2 separate regions of the Homo sapiens genome follow, and region 2 is linked to region 1. A link is an interaction called in ENCODE POLR2A ChIA-PET data of the cell type or tissue named here. Cell type or tissue: Panc1. All regions are shown on one strand. Each heading gives the region's core, and the rest is flanking DNA. Links, peaks and the distances in the headings are about the cores only.

The links. Peaks named below come from ENCODE experiments on the same cell type or tissue, not always from the same donor. Only the 100,000 strongest peaks of a DNase experiment are listed, where the experiment ranks them.
Region 2: POLR2A ChIA-PET joins it to region 1 with 14 read pairs; 10 of 35 experiments call an interaction of 5 or more read pairs at or near these places.

Annotation. Positions count from the first base shown.
Region 1 is chr7:44,614,857-44,625,533 of GRCh38, reverse strand. OGDH (oxoglutarate dehydrogenase) reads right to left here. Exons shown (of 23, transcript NM_002541.4): 2 at 969-1,217. The coding sequence starts at 1,190. Among named protein-coding and RNA genes, the nearest start is that of OGDH, 14 kb to the right of the region's middle. RefSeq lists a silencer at 1,352-1,411 and an enhancer at 2,570-2,879. In Panc1, for the core only: no CTCF peak of the experiment used is centred there; no DNase peak of the experiment used is centred there; H3K4me3 peaks cover 1,353 bases; H3K27ac peaks cover 3,514 bases.
Region 2 is chr7:44,797,973-44,808,649 of GRCh38, reverse strand. PPIA (peptidylprolyl isomerase A) reads right to left here. Exons shown (of 5, transcript NM_021130.5): 2 at 9,373-9,403; 3 at 9,170-9,258; 4 at 8,776-8,948; 5 at 5,533-7,363. The coding sequence ends at 7,228. Among named protein-coding and RNA genes, the nearest start is that of PPIA, 6.6 kb to the right of the region's middle. In Panc1, for the core only: no CTCF peak of the experiment used is centred there; no DNase peak of the experiment used is centred there.

The sequences.
Region 1 (10,677 bases), core at 2,212-7,211:
CTTCAGGAGGCTGGCTGCTTTCCCTGAAAATCAAGGAATGGTTATCAAAACCTATAAATATTTATTGGCTCAAAACAGAATAAAGGAATTCTGTCACAAGGCATGACATGGCCAGGCGTGGTTGATCATACCTGTAATCCCAGCACTTTGGGAGGCCAAGGTGGGTGGATCACTTGAGGCCAGGGGTTCAAGACCAGCCTGGCCAACAAAGTAAAATCCCATCTCTACTAAAAATACAAAAACTAGTCAGGCGTGGTGACGTGCACCTGTAGTCCCAGTTACTCGGGAGGCTGAGGCATAAGAATCACTTGAACCCAGGAGTCGGAGGTTGCAGCAAGCCGAGATCCCGCCACTGCACTCCAGCCTGGACAACAGTGGGACTCTGTCTGAAACAAAACAAAACAAACAAAAACAAAAACAAACCAAAAAAAACAAGACATGACTTACATCAGTAATCATGTGGTGAAAAGTTTAGAAAATGCCCTTATATGTAATACAGAGAAGTTAGAAACAAACAGGAAAAAAATACGAACATAATGAGCTAAAAGGCCATTCATACAGAAATTACATGAGGTGACTACGGCATGTTACAAATGAAAGTATCCTCTCCAGACAGTTAGAATGGAGGAGCTTCCTGAGGTCCTGCTCTTTTCCACACACTTTCTTTCTTTCTTCTTTCTTCAGCGGCTTCATCCTGAAGCAGCCCTTGCGGAGATGCTGGAGGGTCACACACATGCTTCTTCACATCCTCGCAGAGTTAAGCACAGTGTCTACTGCTGGACGCCAATCCAGGGACCATGGCTTCTGCTGGGGCTATGCTGGGTCCGATACAGATACGGTGGTTGGTATGGCGCTCCAGCTGCCTGTCTGCCCGCTGACTCCTCAGGACGCACACACTTACCTGGTGACCAGTCAGGAACAGGCCAACACACCAACATGAGGCAGACCCACAGCCCTGCGAGCCTTACCTTATGTACACTTTTGGGGTTTTCCAGCCAAGCACAGTACATCTCCTCCACATAGTTCGAACTAGTCCCACTGAGAAAGGGCTCAGCAGCAACAGGTGCAGAATAGCACCGAATCTGTTGAAATGTCCTAGCTGCTGCTGGTCTGTTTTGTGAAAATGTCTTAACAGTCTGGGAAGCCGTCAATGGCCTCAACTTAGCAGCACAAGTCCTTAAATGAAACATTTTTGTCCTGAAGTTTTTCACAACTGCCTGTACAAAAAAAAAAAAAAAAAAACAAGAAAGAAAGGTTTTAAAAATGAGTATTTAGGAGACAAGGCTACTAGATCCTGATGCTCTAGAGAAAGGATAATTTTTTTTTAAAAGCTACTAGAAAAACAAAAACAAAAACAAAACATGTTCAACTCTAATTGTTGAGGAGAAAGACCCTGGCCTATAAATGTATTCACAAGAGTGCTACCTGCTCAGTGCCACCAGTTCATGTGCCTGAGAGCACAACAGAGCTGTGACTGTGTGAAACTGAAACACACTCTTGCACCTACTAACACAGGATGCCTGTGCGAGCCCAAGGAAGGTGAGTGCACAGTTGCAGATATTACCATCTTCACTTAAAAATTTAAATCTAGGCCAGACTCGGTGGCTCACACCTGTAATCCCAGCACTTTGGGAGGCCAAGGCGGGTGGATCACGAGGTCAGGAGATCAAGACCATCCTGGCCAACATGGTGAAACCACATCTCTACTAAAAATACAAAAATTAGCTGGGTGTGGTGGTGCATGCCTGTAGACCCAGATACTTGGGAGGCTGAGGCAGGAGAATTGCTTGAACCTGGTAGGTGGAGGCTGCAGTGAGCCGAGATTGCACCACTGCACTCCAGCCTAGCAACAGAGTGAGACTCTGTCTCAAAACAAAACAAAACAAAAAACCATTAAATCTAGTTTAAGGGCTAAGATGATAAACATACGATGTTCTTTAAATTTACATATTACATATATATAAAACAATTAGAAGAAAGGCAACAAGGATTAATTAATTTAGAATTAGGATTAGGATTAATTGGAGAATAAGTAAAACATTTTCTAATCTGTCCAGAAACTACTGAGTACCTGCTGTACTTACAATATTATGGAAAATACAAAGAAATTAGAAAAATACTTTCCTTACTCTCAATTTACCCTTGAGCAGAGGAAAAACAACATAGAAAAGATTGCAGAGGAAATATGAGTACTTGAGAGGTGCAGAATATGCCAGCAGACCCTGTGAGAGGATGGGCTCCTTCCAAGTGGGTGTGCCTGAAGACAAAAGGACATGGATGGGAAGGAGGGAAGACGAGGCACTGCATGTGGAAGGACCCATAGGCAGAAACACAGAGACGGGAAGAGCCAGAATCTCATGGTACTACGAAGGGTAAGGAAAAGCCACAGAGGGTTGTCCAGTGTCCTGCCTGCCACCTTCTGCACTCAGCCCCCTTTCATAAGCCATGGGGAGCCAGGTCTGAGCAAGGGAGACGTGGGTGGGGTCTGCAAAGATTGAAAAGAGCACATGGAGCAGTTGTTCAATAATGCCTGCCTACCCTGGGCCCTCCATGGTGAGCAACTCTACGCATCTGACTCATACATAAACCCAGAGGCTCCCAATAAGGCAGGCACCAGCTCTTTCACTTTACAGATAGCTTCAGTTTCTATTCCCTTACATTTCATCCAAGGTCATAGGCTACTAACAGCAGAGTCAGGATCCAAGCGGAAAGTTCACAAGGACGCTGCCTGTGGAAAAAAAGGTGCTTGCTGGCCTACATGGTTGCTCATGAATTTGTCTCAAAGCAGGTGCTCTGGTTGTAAAGTTAGAACTACACTCCATGTCCACACCTACCCGAAGAAAATCCAAGCTCTGAAACATAGTGTGAATTACCCAGAAATAACTGTTACATAAAAATATCTTCTATATTATTTATCAGAAACTTCCTCTTGGCCCAAATATGCTCAGAATACACTTAAGGGACACCAAGAGAGAGGGCTTAGAGTGTCCTGCATTCACCTCTGGCCTGCTCCACTGAGAAGAGATAGGTCAGCAAAAGTAAACAGCAGAACATATTCTTTAAAAACAAACTGAACAACAAACAAAAACTTGCTCCTTACAAATTAAAGGTAAACAAGCAATATATTCTGGATATAATTAGGGAATGCAATCTTTACCCCTGGGTTTTCACTTTAGAAATCAAAAGTTTTAAGTTAATTCGGTAGTTCTTCCTACCTCCAACTACACTCCAAGTTTTTCCACTGATATATTTAAGGAAGACAAACAGCCCTAACATTGACAGCAAAAATACTACTGTTGCTTCATTTTATGCTATTTTTTTTTTAATTTCTCAGGCTCAAAGGAAAATGTTCATTTTTTTCCTTTAATGTCATTATTAAGGCAATATTAAATACCCAATTGCCTCTGAGTTGGGTTTTCTCCCAGAAAACAATAGCATCACCTCATTAACTATCAGTATTCAGTTGCTGCAATAGCCCAATTAACAGGCACTGAACTGACAATCGTAAAACACCAATTTCATCTGTTCTTCCCAAAGTGGCCCCTTCCACATGATCCTGTTTAAGTAAATCATGACATTTTGCTATCCGCAGTCACTGAATCTGACACATAGTTAAGTGCTGCCCAGCAGAGCTGCCACAACAGCTGGAGATTTTTTTTTTTTGATACGGAGTCTTGCTCTGTAGTCCAGGCTGGAGTGCAGTGGTGTGATCTCGGCTCAGTGCAACCTCCCATCCCAGGTTCAAGCAATTCCCCTGCCTCAGCCTCCCGAGTAGCTAGGACTACAGGTGCATGCCATCACACCTGGTTAATTTTTGTATTTTTAGTAGAGACAGGGTTTCATTATGTTGGCCAGGCTGGTCTCAAACTCCTGACCTCATGATCTGCCCACCTCAGCCTCCCAAAGTGCTGGTATTACAGGCGTGAGCCACCACACCCAGCTGAGATTTTTAAACTTCCCTTAAGATGACTCACGGGAAGAGCTGCCCTTCAGCAGATGGCTCAACATCCCCAACTCCACCCAGGAACGGCCAGGACAGCTATTTGCTGTCCACACTTTGACAGAACGACAGAGCCAACACTAACGCACATTTCTAATTCTGGTAAATACCCATTCTTCACCTTTCTCTCTTACATAAAACGGCATAAGAAGATATTAAAAGCCAAGCACGGTGGCTCATGCCTATAATCCTAGCACTTTGGGGTGCCAAGGCTTAAGGATTGTTTGAGGCCAGGAGTTTGAGACCAGCCCGGGCAACATAGTGAAACCACATCTCCACAAAAAATTTAAAAGCTATCAGGGTGTGGTGGCACATGTCTGTAGTACCAGCTACCCCGGAGGCTGAGGTGGAAGGATAGCCTGAGCCCAGGAGGTCAAGGCTTCAGTAAGCTATGATCGTGCCACTCCACTCCAGCCTGGGTGACAGAGCGAGACCCTATCTCTAAAAACAAACAAACAAACAAAATATATTAAATACAAAAAGAAGGAAAACTGCCAGCCAGTCAACATTAGGTCTTGAAATTCAACTTAGAATTCTGTAACTGACACTAAGTCAACTTTAAGAATAGTACGTTATTTGGTAGAGACATTCAATTGTTTAAACAATTTTTGTGAAAGCTCCTCTGAGCTGTCCAAAATATCCAAGTGTTTTGATTTTTGGTTTAAAACAGGGATGTCCAATATTTTGGCTTCCCTGGGCCACATTGGAAGAATTGTCTAGGGCCACACATAAAATACACTAACACTAACGACAGCTGATGAGCTTTAAAAAAAAAAAAATCGCAAAAACATCTCATAATGTTTTAACAAAGTTTACAAACTTGTGTTGGGCCACATTCAAAGCTGTCCTGGGCCACATGTGGCCCACGGGCTGGGAGTTGGACAAGCTTGCTTTAAAAGAATATTTCTATTTAAATGGGTGCCAACTCCATTCAGCAGGGAAAAGAACAGTCTTTTCAACTGAAGGTGCTGGGACAACTAGAGTTCCACGTCTAAAGAGGAATGAAGTTGCATAGACATATACAAACAAAATTCAAAATGGATCAAAGACCTGAATGTAAGAGACAAAACTATAAGATACTTAGAAGTTTTATAACTTCCATGAAGTAAATCTTTGTAACCTTGATTCAAGCAATGTATTCTTAGTTATGACACCACAAGTATAAACAACAAAATAAAAACCACAAATTGGATTTCATCAAAATAAAAAATCTGGCCAGGAGCGGTAGCTCACGCCTGTAATCTCAGTGCTTTAGGAGGCTGAGGCAGGCGGATCACTTGAGGTCAGGGGTTCGAGACCAGCCTAGCTAACATGGCGAAACGCCGTTTCTACTAAAAATACAAAAATTAGCTGGGCATGGTCATGCATGCCTGTAGTCCCAGCTGCTTGGGAGGCTGAGACAGGAGAATCCCTTGAACCCAGGAGACAGAGGTTGCAGTGAGCTGAGATCGCACCACCGCACTCCAGCCTGAGTGACAGAGCGAGACTCTGTCTCAAAACAAAACAAAACAAAAAATTTTTGTGCTTCAAAGAACTTATTAAGAAAGAAATGATATAGATGGGAGAAAATATTTGCAATTATCTGATAAGGAACTTATATACAGAATATATAAAGAACTCTCATAATGCAACAGTAAAAAGACAACCCAATCAAAAAATAGGTAAAGGATTTGAATAGATATTTGTCCAAAGAAGATATACTAACAGCCAATAAACACATAAAGTCACCATATAACACAGCAATTACACTCCTAGATATATAATCAAGAGAAATGAAAATGTATGTCCACAAAAAAAACTTGTACACAAATGCTCATAGCAGCATTATTGTTGCTATGAGCAACAACAGTTGAAACAGTAGAAACAACAGTAGAAACAACTCAAATGTCCATCACTGACGAATGGATAAGCAAAACGTGTTATATCTATAGAATATAACAGCATTCTGCAATGAAACTAAGGAAGTGCTGGTGCATGCTCCAACCTGGAGGAACCTTGAAAACATTATGCTCAGTAAAAAGCAGCAGACGCAAAAGACATATTATGAGTCTATTCCTCTGCTCTCACACAACAACCAACACAGAAGATTTCTGTGACTAAATGTGTGGGGAATTCTCCCTACCAATAAGCAATTCAATTCTGCTGCTACCTACCTGGAGACAGCATCAGATACCACAGGTCAAGGGCTCAATCCCACAAGGCTGCCTCCTACTTCCGATGTCAATCGCAAGCCCCCAGTTGTCTTACTTGTACTTCTGGCCAACCAGCTAGAAACTGGAGATCCCATGACCCCCTCCTTTGGTTCAATAAATTTCAGGAAACACTTACTTACATCTACTGTTTTTTTCAAAGAATATAACATAGGATGTGGATTAAGAGTTGCACAGGTCAAGGTGTAGGATGGGGTAAGGAGGCTTCCATACCCTCCCCAGGCATGCCACCCTCCAGGAATCTCCACATGTTCAGCTATCCAGAAGCTCTCCGTACCCCATCCTCTTGGGCCTTTTATGGAGACTTCATTGGATATGCATGACTGAAGCATAGATAACCATGTAGATAGGTGATCAGGCAAAAAGGGTATGATCTAATACCAACAGACCGAGTGGGGAAACCCAGCCAGGCCTGTTTGTTCAGATTCTTCTTGGCCTCTCTGTGCAGGATTCCTTCCTGTGGGTGTGAGGCAGGACTCCTGAAGTGGGTGTCTTGTGACCTACAATCAGACAAGGTAGGTCAGAGAATTTCTTTATTGCCGGCTCCAAGACAGAACAGTGGAGGAATATTAGAGTATATTTTTAGTTTCTATGGCCTCCCTTGGGGAGAAAAAGCAGCAGGTGAAAGGAGTGCCACAGGCCTGTTTCTGGGGCCTAAAGCACCCCAACATTGTAACAAAAGACTTCCACCTTTATCACTCTGAAGCTGTTTGGAAGCTACTTCAGGAACCAAGGAGAAATACTTTAACAAAATACATGCTTATTTTAGTTACTTAGGAAATAACAAGAACTATGGAACCAGGAATCATGGACAAAAACCCATATACGATAATAATATCACATTCCAGAATAGGCAAATCTATACAGAGAGAAAGTAGATTAGTGGTTGCCTGGGGCTGGGGCAGAGAAATGAGGGAAGGATGAGGAGTAACTCAATGGACATAGGGCTTTCTTTTTGGGAGGAGAGGATGAAAATGCTCTAAAACTAGATTGTGCTGATGGTGTCACAACCCTCTAATATACTGAAAAACATTCACCTTACAATTTAAATGAGTGAATTGTATGGTATGTGAATTATGTCTCAATAAAGTTATTTTTTTAATGTGTAAGAAAAAATGTAACTGAACTTATCACTGTACACAAAAATGATACAAGTTGTAATCCATTAATTTCAAGATGCAAAAATAAACACATACATTTGGGAAAAATAAGTTGTACAAAGAAAAAAAGTAAAAACCAAAGGAAAATTAGTTTTTAGGTGTTAAACGCCCTGCCCTTAGGAAACGATATACTTAAATAGGGTTCTGTCTGAAATATGAAGCCTTCGAGGTCTATGCCTCGAATTTCCCCAGTTGGGTAGGAGGTACCCTATCCCAGGGCACAAAGAATGAGGGAAATAAACCAACTACTGACGCCTATCAATATGACATTGGCTAGGTAGGGGGGTGATTAAAAAGGCAAGACCTAGCAAAAACAGTCTGCTGTTTCTCAGTAAATAAGTCTTTGAGGGAAAAAAACCCACACATCATTACATGATCCTTAAACCCTATGAGTGTTAGCTGGCAACCATTTTAAAGGACAACTCATCCACTTTCTTTTTTTCAGTTTCAGACTCAATTCTTCTGATGAATCATGAACACATTTGCTACAGACCTATGGCTGTTGTCTCATGCCTGCAATTATTTTTGTTTTAGTAGTAATACAAAGAACTCATGTACAGAGTACAGATATCAATTCTCCCTTATTGGCTGAGAATCTCAAAGAATTTATTATCTTTCACTAGTGACACCTCATTACATATAAGCTGAGGGAAGTAGTGAGGATTACTTTTAAACTGTAAAGTTTTTTTTCATTGCTAGATGGAAACAATTGTTGAGCCTGCAGGTACAGAGACCGTGTGACACCAAGTCACTGTGTGAGCTTTCCTGGGCCAACAGAGACCACGTGACACCAAGTCACTGTGTGAGCTTTCCTGGGCCATAAAGTGGAGACAGTAATTACTCCTAACCCCCTCATAATGTCTTTTTGTAATTGTAACACAAATATGAAAGCACTTTGAAAACTTGAAGGTATATCTATGACTAAAGAAATGGTTGGGTATGGTGGTTCATGCCTGTAATCCCAGCACTTTGGGAGGTCGAGGTGGGTGGATCACCTGAGATCAGGAGTTTGAGACCAGCCTGGCCAACATGCTGAAACCCCGCCTCTACTAAAACTACAAAAAAATTAGCTGTGCATTGTGGCGGGTGCCTGTAGTCCAGCTACTTGGGAGGCTGAGGCAGGAGAATTGCTTGAACCCGGGAGGTGGTTACTGTGAGCCGAGATCGCGCCACTGCACTCCAGCCTGGACGACAGAGTGAGACTCCAGAGCTCCGAAAGGAGTCTCGCTCTGTCGTCCAGGATGGAGTGCAGTGGCGCGATCTCGGCTCACATATATACATATATATATACGTATATATATATGTGTATATATATACACGTATATGTGTATATATACACATATATACGTATATATGCATATATATACACATATATATATGCATATACACATATACGTGTATATATATACACATATACACTTATATACGTATATATGTGTATATATACATAAACATGTGTGTATATATATACATATACATATGTGTATATATACGTATATACGTATATATATGTGTATATATACATAAACATGTGTATATATATATACATATATATATGTAGCCTAGGAAAAAAGGCAAACTAGTGATATAAAAAGTTCAAGTTTCCAAGATATTTAAACCTAAACATTAGCTAATTTGGAGTGGCGGTCAACTGGTAACTTCCAAAACATTAGTAGGCTGTCTCCATCATTTAGCACAGAAGCCTATTTAGCTCACCAATCATGGGTGGTCACCACTGGTAGGGACTGACACCTCCCTGATCAGATCCCTGAGTACGCTTCAGTATATAGGTCTGAAGACTGTTCTGCCCTTTCCCTGAGACGTGGCCCCACAGCATCTGAGATGCCCATGACTGATGTGGTATAAACAGGTTGACTGGGGAGGGTGTAGATAAATAGGCACTTTTAAAAGGTATTGATAGAGTGTAAATTATTAAATCTTTATGGAAAGCAGGACAATTTTTCAACATCTCATTAAAGCATATATAAAACGTGTTTCCTGCTAAATATAGCTAAAAACATGAGGCGTTACATTTAAGACAAAACAAGACTGTGAAAGGTGGAGAGAAGGAAGCAGACTGGCTAGGAACCAGAGGACCCAAAGAAAGAGCATTGAGGTTTTTTTTTTTTTTCTTTCTGTCAGGGTCTTGCTCTGTTGCCCAGGCTGGAGTGCAGTGGTGTGATCTCGGCTCACTGCAGCCTGGACCTCCCAGGCTCAAGTGATTCTCCCACCTCAGTCCCCCAAGTAGCTGAGACTACTACAGGCGCACATCACCATGCCTGGCTAATTTTTGTATTTTTTATAGAGACAGTTTTGCCATGTTGGCCAGGGTGGCCTCGAACTCCTGACCTCAAGTGTCAGACTCCCAAAGTGCTAGGATTACAGGTATGAGCCACCACACCCAGCCGAGCACTGAGTTCTTGATTTTCTTTATGCTTCATGTGTTTCAGACCTGGGTACTCGAGAAGCCTACAACCCAGAAATGCCAACAGGTGTAGACAAAGAAAACTACAAACAGAAACCTGTTCTCTCTAGCCAAAGGACCAGGAAAAGAGCAGCAAGATGGAAAACTTTTAAAGTTTTAAACAACAATTGCTCTACTGCGGCCAAATTCCACAGGAAATATCCTCACTCCACTCAGCTGGTGTCAGAATAGGGACCAGGGACTTTCATCCCCACCTGGTGAATAATGAGCCCTTCCAACTCACTCCCTGATAAGATAGTGGAGACCAGGTAGGGAGTCTGGATTTCAATCCCATCCAGCAGTAATGAAGCAGCACCCCTCCCTTCCCAGGCAGGGTGATGTCACCAAGGCCTAATGGGGAACTCTTACAGTCATACAGCAATAACAAGGAATCCCTCCCCCCAGACACCGCACCAGCAACAGTGAGGAAGCAGCCCCTCCCTGCCCCAGCAGAGGAAGCCTGCATTGCTTAGAGATTTAAACAAGATCAAGAGTCCATAACATAACACCCAGAATGTCCAGGTTGCAAGTCAAAGATCACTCTTTACACCAAGGGCCAGGATAATCTTGTCCGGGCATGGTGGCTCATACCTGTAATCCCAGCACTTTGGGAGGCTGAGGTAGGTGTTATCACTTGAGGTCAGGAATTCAAGACCAGCCTGGCCAACATGGTGAAGCCCTATCTTTACAAAAATACAAAAATTAGCCTGGCATGGTGGCACATGCCTGTAATCCCAGCTACTTGGGAGGCTGAGGCAGGAGAATCGCTTGAACCCAGGAGGTTGCAGTGAGCTGAGATCGCGCCACTGCACTCCAGCCTGGGCGACAGAGCGAGACTTCATC
Region 2 (10,677 bases), core at 3,151-8,150, 180 kb before region 1:
GTGCAGTGGCTCACTCCTGTAATCCCAGCACTTTGGGAGGCCAAGATGGGTGGATCACCTGATGTCATGAGTTTGAGGCCAGCTTGGCCAACATAGTGAAACCCCGTCTCTACTAAAAATGCAAAAATTAGGTGGGCGTCTGTAATCCCAGCTACTTGGGAGGCTGAGGTGGGAGAATCACTTGAATCCAGGAGGGGGTGGTTGCAGTGAGCCAAGATCAAGGCCACTGCACTCCAGCCTGAGTGACAAAGACAGACTCCATCTCACACACACACAAAAAAGGTAATTTCATGGTATGTAAATTATAATCTCAATAAATTTTTAAAAGCTAGTAAGCAGAAATTACAGGTTTTGGTTTTGTTTTGTTTTTTAAGGTGGAAAGACTGCTCTGGAGTAAAAGAAACCAAAGACACCTAACAGTCAAATGTAATGTGTAAAACTAAATTAGATCCTGGGAATGGTGGAGAGAGGAGGAACAGTTATAAAAGACATTCTAATTGTATGTAAATTATACCTTAATAAGAATGATTTTAAAAATACATCCTCATAGAAAGAGCAGGATTGAAATAGAATTTTTTTTTATTTCTTCAAAAAAAAAAAAAAAAAAAAAAAAAACAGGCCAGGCATGGTGGCTCACACCTGTAATCCCAGCACTTTGGGAGGCCGAGGTGGGCAGATCACCTGAGGTCAGGAGTTCGAGGTCAGCCTGATCAACATAGTGAAACCCCATCTCTACTAAAAATACAAAAATTAGCTGGGCATGGTGGTGCCTCCCAGCTACTTGGCAGGCTGTGGCAGGAGAATCACTTGAACCTAGGAGGTGGAGGTTGCAATGAGCTGAGATTGTGCCATTGCACTCCAGCCTGGGTAACAAGAGCGAAACTCTATCTCAAAAAAAAAATAATAAAAATATGGAATACATGTGTAGAACATGCGGGTTTGTTACATAGGTATATGTGTGCCATGGTGGTTTGCTGCACCTATTAACCCTGAAATAGAATTTTATTTATTTATTTATTTTGAGACAGAGTCTCGCTCTGTTGCCCAGGCTGGGGTGCAATGGTACGATCTTGGCTCACTGCAGCCTTCATCTCCCAGGTTCAAGCGATTTTCCTGCCTCGGCCTCCTGAGTAGCTGGGATTACAGACATGCACCACCATGCCTGGCTAATTTTGTATTTTGAGTAGAGATGGAATTTCACCATGTTGGCCAGGTTGGTCTCGAACTCCTGACCTCAAGTGATCTGCCCACCTCGGCCTCCCAAAGTGCTGAGATTACAGGCATGAGCCACCGTACCTGGACTGAAAAAGAATTTTAAAAAGCAATAAACATAAAAACACATTATAAGAACAAGGGGGAACATCTGACTGTGAACCAGATATTATAGATTTTACAGATTTTCTGAGGTGGAGAAAGGCATTGGCTGACTTTCCCAGAAATAGTTCTTGTGTTCTCAAAGACCCTGAGGCCACACTCTAACCCAGCCTGCTCAACTTGCCTTCTCCTGGGAGCCTGCCTCATAATAGTGGCAATTTCGACCTTTCTTTGCACAATTAGGTTTGTGCTTGCTTCTCACTTTTTCTCAATATGTTTTTAGGGACACAGGTGCTAGAGATTGATGAACACAAAAATTGGAATCATGGGCTGAGCACGCCTGTAATCCCAGCACTTTTGGAGGCCGAGGCAGGAGGATCACCTGAGGTAGGGAGTTCGAGACCAGCCTGACCAACATGGAGAAACCCAGTCTCTACTAAAAATACAAAATTAGCCGGGCATGGTGGCACATGCCTGTAATCCCAACTACTCGGGAGGCTGAGGCAGGAGAATCGCTTGAACCTGGGAGGCGGAGGGTTGCGGTGAGCCGAGATTGCATCATTGCACTCCAGCCTGGGCAACAAGAGCAAAACTTCATCTCAAAAAAAAAAAAAAAAATTGGAATCATGGTTCCCTCTGAAGAGGAAAGAGCGTGCAACTGAAGAGGGCTTGCAAAGGGCATTTCTGGGATACTAGTAGATATGCTGGGGTTCTTTTTATTTCTGGTCTTTAAACTGTATTTTATAGACTTGTGGTAGGCAACTCTTAAAGATGGTCCCTTATCCCCACCTCTATAAATTGGGTTTCATCATGTTGGCAAGGCTGGTCTCGCACTCCTGACCTCGTGATTCACCCGCCTTGGCCTCCCAAAGTTCTGGGATTACAGGCATGAGCCACCATGCCCGGCCGCCTGGGTAATTTTTCTGTTTTTAATATAGACAGAGTTTCACCATGTTGCACAGGCTGGTCTTGAACACCTGGGTTCAAGCGATCTGCCTGCATTGGCCTCCTGGGTGCTGGGATTACGGGCGTGAGCCACCATGCCCAGCCTAGAATATTTGTAAAGGGATCAGAAGGGGTCTATCACACAGTTACTGTGATATTTCTTCTGAGCCTTCTCTGAACCAAGCTTTAGCCTAGGTACTGGGATACACTGGTGAAAAGCTAGACAAATCCCTGCTGGGTGTTTACACACTAACAGAACTGTTCATGCATGTACCATGTGCTAACCACTCTTCTAAGTACTTCATATCTAATCCCCACAACTCTGAGAAGCAGAGTTTTTAGTTTTTTGGTTTTTTTTTTTGAGCTGGAGTCTTGCTCTGTCACCCAAGTCTGGAGTGCAGTGGCACAATCTCCGCTCACTGCAACCTCTGCCTCCCGGGTTCAAGTGATTCTGGTGCCTCTGCCTCCCAAGTAGCTGGGATTACAGGGGCGTGCCACCACGCCCAGCTAATTTTTGTATTTTTAGTAGAGACGGGGTTTCACCATGTTGTCCAGGGTGGTCTCAAACTCCTGATCTCAGGTGATCTGCCTGCCTCAGCTTTCCAAAGCGTTAGGATTACAGGCGTGAGCCACCACGCTGGGGCAAGTATCTTTTTTTTTGTTTGAGACGGAGTCTCTGTCATCCGGGCTGGAGTGCAATGGGGCCAATTTCGGCTCACTGCAACTTCCACCTCCCAGGTTCAAGCGATTCTCCTGCCTCAAGCCTCCTAAGTAGCTGGGATTACAGGCGCATGCCACCATGCCTGGCTAATTTTTGTATTTTTAGTAGAGACGGAGTTTCACCATGTTGGTCAGGCTGGTCTCGAATTCCTGGACTCAGGTGATCCACCCGCCTCAGCCTCCCAAAGTGCTGGGATTACAGGTCTGAGCCACTGTGCCCGGCCCTGAGTATCTTCTTATTCACTGTGTAAGGCGTGGATATATACAGCAAACTCACAGTGTGGTCTAGGCAAACTCCCGCCTCTCAGCTTGTAAGTTTCCTAAGGGTTTCCATGAGAGCCTCCAACCAGCAGAAAAATGATGGGTTTTCCTGGTTACCTTTCTTCCAAGCTCCACTTCTTTCTCAGGGTAGCCATTTGAGACCTTTCTGACCAGGTCAAATCTTACTACACAAGCTGATGCCGCAATACCAGCTTGGCATCTGACTCACTTTCCTTTTTCTTTTTTTTTTGAGACAGCATTTTGCTCTTTTGCCCAGGCTGGAGTGCAATGGTGCGGTCTCGGCTCACTGCAATGTCCACGTCCGCAGTAGCTGGGATTACAGGCTAATTTTTTGTATTTTTAGTAGAGACGTAGTTTCACCACGTTGGTCAGGCTGGTTGCTAACTCCTGACCTCAGGTGATCCACCCGCCTTGGCCTCCCAAAGTGCTGGGATTACAGGCATGAGCCACCATGCCTGGCCCGGCCTTCCTTTCAAAAGGTCTGTTGAGGGAGGAAATTGTCTACTTTGGCACATAATTATCTTCCCAGTGGTTGGGCATGGTGGCTCACACCTGTAACCCAAGCACATTGGGAAATGGAGGCAGGAGGATTGCTTGAGGCCAGTTTTTTGTTTTTTTCTTTGAGACAAGAGTCTCACTCTGTCACCCAGGCTGGAGTGCAGTGGCATGATCTTGGCTCACTGCAAGCTCTGCCTCCCAGGTTCACACCATTCTCCTGTCTCAGCCTCCCAGGTAGCTGGGACTACAGGCACCTGCCACCATGCCCGGCTAACTTTTTGTATTTTTAGTAGAGACAGGGTTTCACTGTGTTAGCCAGGATGGTCTCCATCTCCTGACCCCGTGACCCGCTCACCTCAGACTCCGAAGGTGCTGGGATTTCAAGTGTGAGACACCGTGCCCGGCCGAGGCCAGTTTTTCAGACTAACCTGGACAACATAGCAAGACTTTTTTTTTTTGATACTGGGTCTTTCTCTGTCACCCAGCTGGAGTGCTACCACAGCTCACTGCACCCTCGACCTCCCAGGCACAAGGGATCCTCCCACCTCAGACACCTGAGTAGCTGGGACCACAGGCATATGCATCCACATCCAGCTTTCTTTTTTGAGACAAAGTCTCACTCTTGTCCCCCAGGCTGGAGTGCAATGGCCCAATCTCAGCTCACCGCAACCTCCACCTCCCAGGTTCAAGGATTCTCCTGCCTCAGCCTACCAAGTAGCTAGGATTACAGGTGCCTGCCACTATGCCTGGCTAATTTTTTTTTGTATTTTTAGTAGAGATGAGGTTTCACCAGGTTGGCCAGGCTGGTCTCAAACTCCTGACCTCAGGTGATCCGTCCACCTCGGCCTCCCAAAGTGCTGGGATTACAGGAGTGAGCCACCACACCTGGCATCCCAGCTTATTTTCTTATTTGTAGAGTCAGGGTCCCCCTATATTGCCCAGGCTGGTCTCAAACTCCTTGGCTCAAGGTCCTCAGGCCTTGGCCTCCCGAAGTGCCGGGATTACAGGTATGAGACACCACAGCCGGACCTTTTTTTTTTTTGGGACAGAGTCTCTCATATTCTGTCTCCCAGGCTGGAGTGCAGTGGCACGATCTTGGCTCATTGTGCTTTCTGGTTTCAAGCAGTTCTCCTGCCTCAGCCTCCCAAATAGCTGGGATTACAGAAATGCACCACCATGACCATGTAATTTTTGCATATTTAATAGATGGAGTTTCTCTACGTTGGCCAGGCTGGTCTCAAACTACTGACCTCAGGTAATCTGCCTGCCTTGGCCTCCCGAAGTGCTGGGATTACCGAGGCCCGGCCCAAGTATTGAACTCTAATACCAGATGTCAGGGATCACGCTGGGCACTGGAGAAATTAAAAAAAAAAAAAAAAAAGGAATGGGGCTGGACGCGGTGGCTCACGCCTGAAATCCTAGCACTTTGGGAGCCCAAGGCGGGCGGATTACCTGAGGTCTGTTTGAGACCAGCCTGGCCATGAACATGGTAAACCCCTACTCTACTAAAAATACAAAAAATTAGCTGGGTGTGGTGGCATACACCTGTAATCCCAGCTACTCTGGAAGCTGAGACAGGAGAATCGTTTGAACCTGGGAGGCAGAGGATGCAGTGAGTGGAGATAGTGCCATTGCACTCCAGCCTGGGCAACAAGAGCCAAACTGTCTCAAATAAAAAAGAAAAAAAAAGTTAAATACTTGGATGAATAAAAGCAGTTAATGACAACGTGGTGAGGCTATTCTGTTAATTAATGGAATAAGAAATACTAGGGATAATGAAAAGATGTTTGATGTTTATTTCCACCTTGCACTCAGGTCTGAGCCACAAGTACATTAAGACATTGAATGGTATCACCCAGGGAATACGTAACCAGACAACACACAAGACTGAGATGCACAAGTGGTGGTGGTGGTAATTCACGCAGAAGGAACCAGACAGTAAAACAAAAATTGCCCAACACACCAAATGATCAAATCCGCCACCTCTAGGATAGGCAAACTTGATTGCTGGGTTAAGAACCCTAGAGGTCTGTTAAGGTGGGCAGAGAAGGGGTTTTCTCAGCTTAGATTGTCCTGACATCTAACTGCCAGCAAGCACTGTACATATAATTTCCTGAGAAACCAAGTCCTTAGTGGGAAGGGTATCCCTTTGACCAGATCTTATGGCTTAAATTGGTCAGGTTTGCAAAACCTCAAAGCCTCCATAACCAAAGCTAGGGAGAGGCTCTATATGCTACAAGCAGTACCTCCTCACTGCAGGTAGTCTGCGCCTTAACCCTCTGCAGGGAGACTGACTGTAGCACCAAGTACCTGGCTTTTTAGACTCTACATAGGAATTCCACCATAATTAAGATGTATAAACTTGACCTACAGCCTAAAGCCCAATATGCTTCCCTCAAGAACATCAACAGTGTTCAAGCTTAGCTTTGTTACAGAAAATGAGGTAGGGTGCGGTGGCTCACATCTGTAATCTCAGCAGTTTGGGAGGCCAAGGCAGGCGCATCAGCTGAGGTCAAGAGTTTGAGACCAGCCTGGTCAAAATGATGAAACCCCATCTATACTAAAAATACAAAAATTAGCTGGGCATGGTGGCACACGCCCATTATCCCAGCTACTCAGGAGGCTGAGGCACTAGAATCACTTGAACCCAGGAGGCGGAGGCTGCAGTGAGCTGAGATCACGCCACTGCATTCCAGGGGAAAAAAAAAAAAAAAAAACCGCAACAGATGTCTCAATTTTTGACATTAGTCATCTTGAAGAACACCTCTAAATGCATGAACTCACTGCAGACTGACCCAACCTCTTAATTCTGGCTCCTTGCTTTTCCTGCCTCTGCCTACCTTTGAGACACAAGATCTGTGAACACCCAGGCTGTACAGTGGCATGATAATAGCTCACTCTAGGCTCAAGCAATCCTCCCACGTCAGCCTCCAGATCAGCTAGGACTAGGCATGCACCACCAGGCCAGGCTAATTATTTTTTGTAGAGACAGCGTCTCACTATGTTGCCCAGGCTGATCTTGACTCCTACCCTCAGGTGGTCTTCTGCCTCAGGTAATACATTACAGACAGTGAGCCACCATGCCCAGTTGCTGCCTACATTTTCAATATTCCACTCAACAAACATTGACACTTCCTGGGACTGGAAAGTAAAAAAAATCTAAGTACTGTGTAGAATTAAGCAAACAAGTGATGTTTCAGAAGTAACCCATTACTGCTTAAAATAAAGCCTACATCAACACTCTTAACTCAAACGAGGACAATTGTTATTTAGTTTTTATTTCATAATCATAAACTTAACTCTGCAATCCAGCTAGGCATGGGAGGGAACAAGGAAAACATGGAACCCAAAGGGAACTGCAGCGAGAGCACAAAGATTCTAGGATACTGCGAGCAAATGGGGTGGAGGGGTGCTCTCCTGAGCTACAGAAGGAATGATCTGGTGGTTAAGATAAAACACAAGTCAAACTTATTCGAGTTGTCCACAGTCAGCAATGGTGATCTTCTTGCTGGTCTTGCCATTCCTGGACCCAAAGCGCTCCATGGCCTCCACAATATTCATGCCTTCTTTCACTTTGCCAAACACCACATGCTTGCCATCCAACCTTGAAAAGGAAGAACAATCACTATGACTGGCAACCACAAACAAGCAGCCTCCATGTGTCATGAACCAAGACGAGAAAGGTAGCTTTTTTTTTTTTTTTTAACTGAAGCCTTTTGTACTAAATGTCATTAAACATGATTCTCCAATTACCATTAAAGAGTTACACATATAGGCCGGGTGCGGTGGCTCACGCCTGTAATCCCAGCACTTTGGGAGGCCAAGGCGGGCGGATCACGAGGTCAGGAGATCGAGACCATCCTGGCTAACACGGTGAAACCCTGTCTCTACTAAAAATACAAAAAATTAGCCGGGCATGGTGGCGTGTGCCTATAGTCCCAGCTACTCGGGAGGCTGAGGCAGGAGAATGGCGTGAACCTGGGAGGCGGAGCTTGCAGTGAGCCGAGATCGCGCCACTGCACTCCAGCCTGGGCGACAGAGCGAAACTCCATCTCAAAAAAGAGTTACACATATAGAATGAATTGCGCCCCCCTCCCCCAAAAACAAACAAAACAAAACAAAAACCCCAAAGAAACAAAAAACCCAACCAACCGCATGTTATTAATAGTAACATAAAAGCAGCACTTAATTGGGTGGGCACAGTGGCTCATGCCTGTAATCCCAGCACTTTGGGGGGGTCAAGGCAGGCAGATCACTTGAGCCCAGGAGTTCGAGACCAGCCTGGACAACATGGTAAATCCCGCTCTACTAATAATACACAATTTAGCTGGGAGTGGTGGTGCATGCCTGTAGTTCCAGCTACTTGAGAGGCTGAGGCAGAAGAATTGCTTGAACCCGGGAGGAGGTTGCAGTGAGCTGAGATGGCACCACTGCACTCCAACCTGGGAGATAAGAGCGAGATCCAGTCTGAGAAAAGAAAAAAAAAAAAAAAGCACTTAATTGGTTGGGCGCAGTGGCTCATGCCTGAAATCCCAGCACTTTGGGGGGCCAAGGCAGGTGGTTCACCTTAAGTCACGAGTTCAAGACCAGCTTGGCCAACATGATGAAACCCCGTCTCCACAAAAATACAAAAAATTAGCCAGGCATGCTGGCACACATCTGTATTCTCAGCTACTCAGGAGGCCAAGGCAGGAGAATCGCTTGAACCCAGGAGGCAGAGGTTGCAGTGAGCCCAGATTGTGCCACTGCACTCCAACCTGGCAACAGAGCAAAACTCCATCTCAAAAAAGTAGCACCTAATTCAACCACCCAGCTAAGGGCCAAGTTTCTATCATAGTATCTGACATTCTGTATCACATTGGCTATATTTGTCGTTTATGTATGCTCTTCTTCTAGTATCTTAGGGATGAAAAAGTCTGTGGAAGCAAAGGTTGAAGAAAAGTAGTGTTTGTTCCGTTCCCCCCAGGGCAACTTTTCATTTAGTCAGGTGGTTAGTGTGCCATGTTGTACCCTTACCACTCAGTCTTGGCAGTGCAGATGAAAAACTGGGAACCATTTGTGTTGGGTCCAGCATTTGCCATGGACAAGATGCCAGGACCCGTATGCTTTAGGATGAAGTTCTCATCTTCAAATTTCTCCCCATAGATGGACTTGCCACCAGTGCCATTATGGCGTGTGAAGTCACCACCCTGTCAACATATAGGAAAAATGTCACTTCTGACAACATAACCATGAAGTGTGCCAAATCTGCAAGGTTCAAACTTTAAACCCAAGTTCAAACTGAATAGAAGGGTTAAATAGAACCGAAATGGTAGAGTAACAGTTCAGATATGTGTATCCTGAAATATTCTGGCTCAATCCCAAATGAAGGGAGCAACCCAAATAAAATAAAATTCAGTAAATTTCGTACCTGACACATAAACCCTGGAATAATTCTGTGAAAGCAGGAACCCTTATAACCAAATCCTTTCTCTCCAGTGCTCAGAGCACGAAAATTTTCTGTTTAAAAAAAAATTAAACACATATATACATACATAAAAATATATATATACACACACACACACAAACTGTCACAATTGGAACATCTTTGTTAAACTTAGAAAATGGACCAACCTGCTGTCTTTGGGACCTTGTCTGCAAACAGCTGTAAGAGAAAATTACAGTTAATTAACATCTGCTTATTTTGTTGCTTAGTACCCATGTCTTTAGGGGCTTCTGAGTCATAAATTCATTTTCTCACTAGAATACTTCTTCAGTAATTACTTTAATTCCCAAGAACTGCTCCTGACAGCCATAAGGCCCTGCAGGCAGTTGGGTTAAGAAACATGAAACCCAAAGACATGCCAAAAATCCAATACTAGTCATAACTTAAATAGTGAGACTTCTAGAAAGTGTCTCAAACTTTTAGTACATCACACCTACTTCTGAAAAGATATATGGCTTCTTAAATGTCTATCACCACCCCCCAACTTGAGCTAGAACTTACAAGGCAAAATTCTAAGGAACAGCAAGCACTGCTGCACGATCAGGGGTAAACAGCTGTTCTTTTAGTCACTTGTAATGAAAATGCTACTACCTCCAATCTGTTAACATAGCTTTATGGATTAGATGAGCAGTCACTTCTTGGTATCCAGGCCCCTTACCTAGTAGTGGGGTAAAAAATAAAGATTGGTTTCTAGTATATCTGGTTTTGAACCTTTCTTGAATGTATAATACGTTATGGCTAGAGAGGTAGCTTAAATACCATAAACATTTACAAGCCCTTTCATAAAAACAGCTTGTTTAAAAGTAGCATTTTATAAGCTATTTCACAGATGTGACTGAATTAACTACTAGTATCCGTGTGCACTTCTCTTATAGCAATGTACTTTTTTTTTTTTGAGACAAGAGTCTCACTGTCACCAGGCTGGAGTGCAGTGGCACGATCTCGGCTCACTGCAGCCTCCGCCTCCGGGGTTCAAGCGATTCTCCTGCCTCAGCCTCTAGAGTAGCTGAGATTACAGGCAAGCGCCACCACGCCCAGCTAATTTTTGTATTTTTAATAGAGGTGGGGTTTCACCATGTTGGCCAGGACGGTCTCAATCTCCTGACTTCGTGATCCGCCCGCCTGGCCAACGTACTTATTTTTTAGTTTTTAGGTATTTGTACCTAGAATGTATGGTCTTTCTAAAACATCAGCTTTTCTCAGAGCTTTATAGTCGGTACGTTTAAGTTCCTATGGCTTCCCTTTCAGACTTTCGCTAAAGCCAAAGCCCTCATTGGCAGTTACCCCTCCATTCTCATCAAGACCTGCAAGTCCTTTCTCATTTCCCTGAAGCTCTTTGGGTAACCTGATGCCCAACATTAGGTCAGGCCAAGTTTCCACGAAAGCCCTTGTCACTTACCAGCTTTGACTACACTCATAGGTGGGGTGGGGTG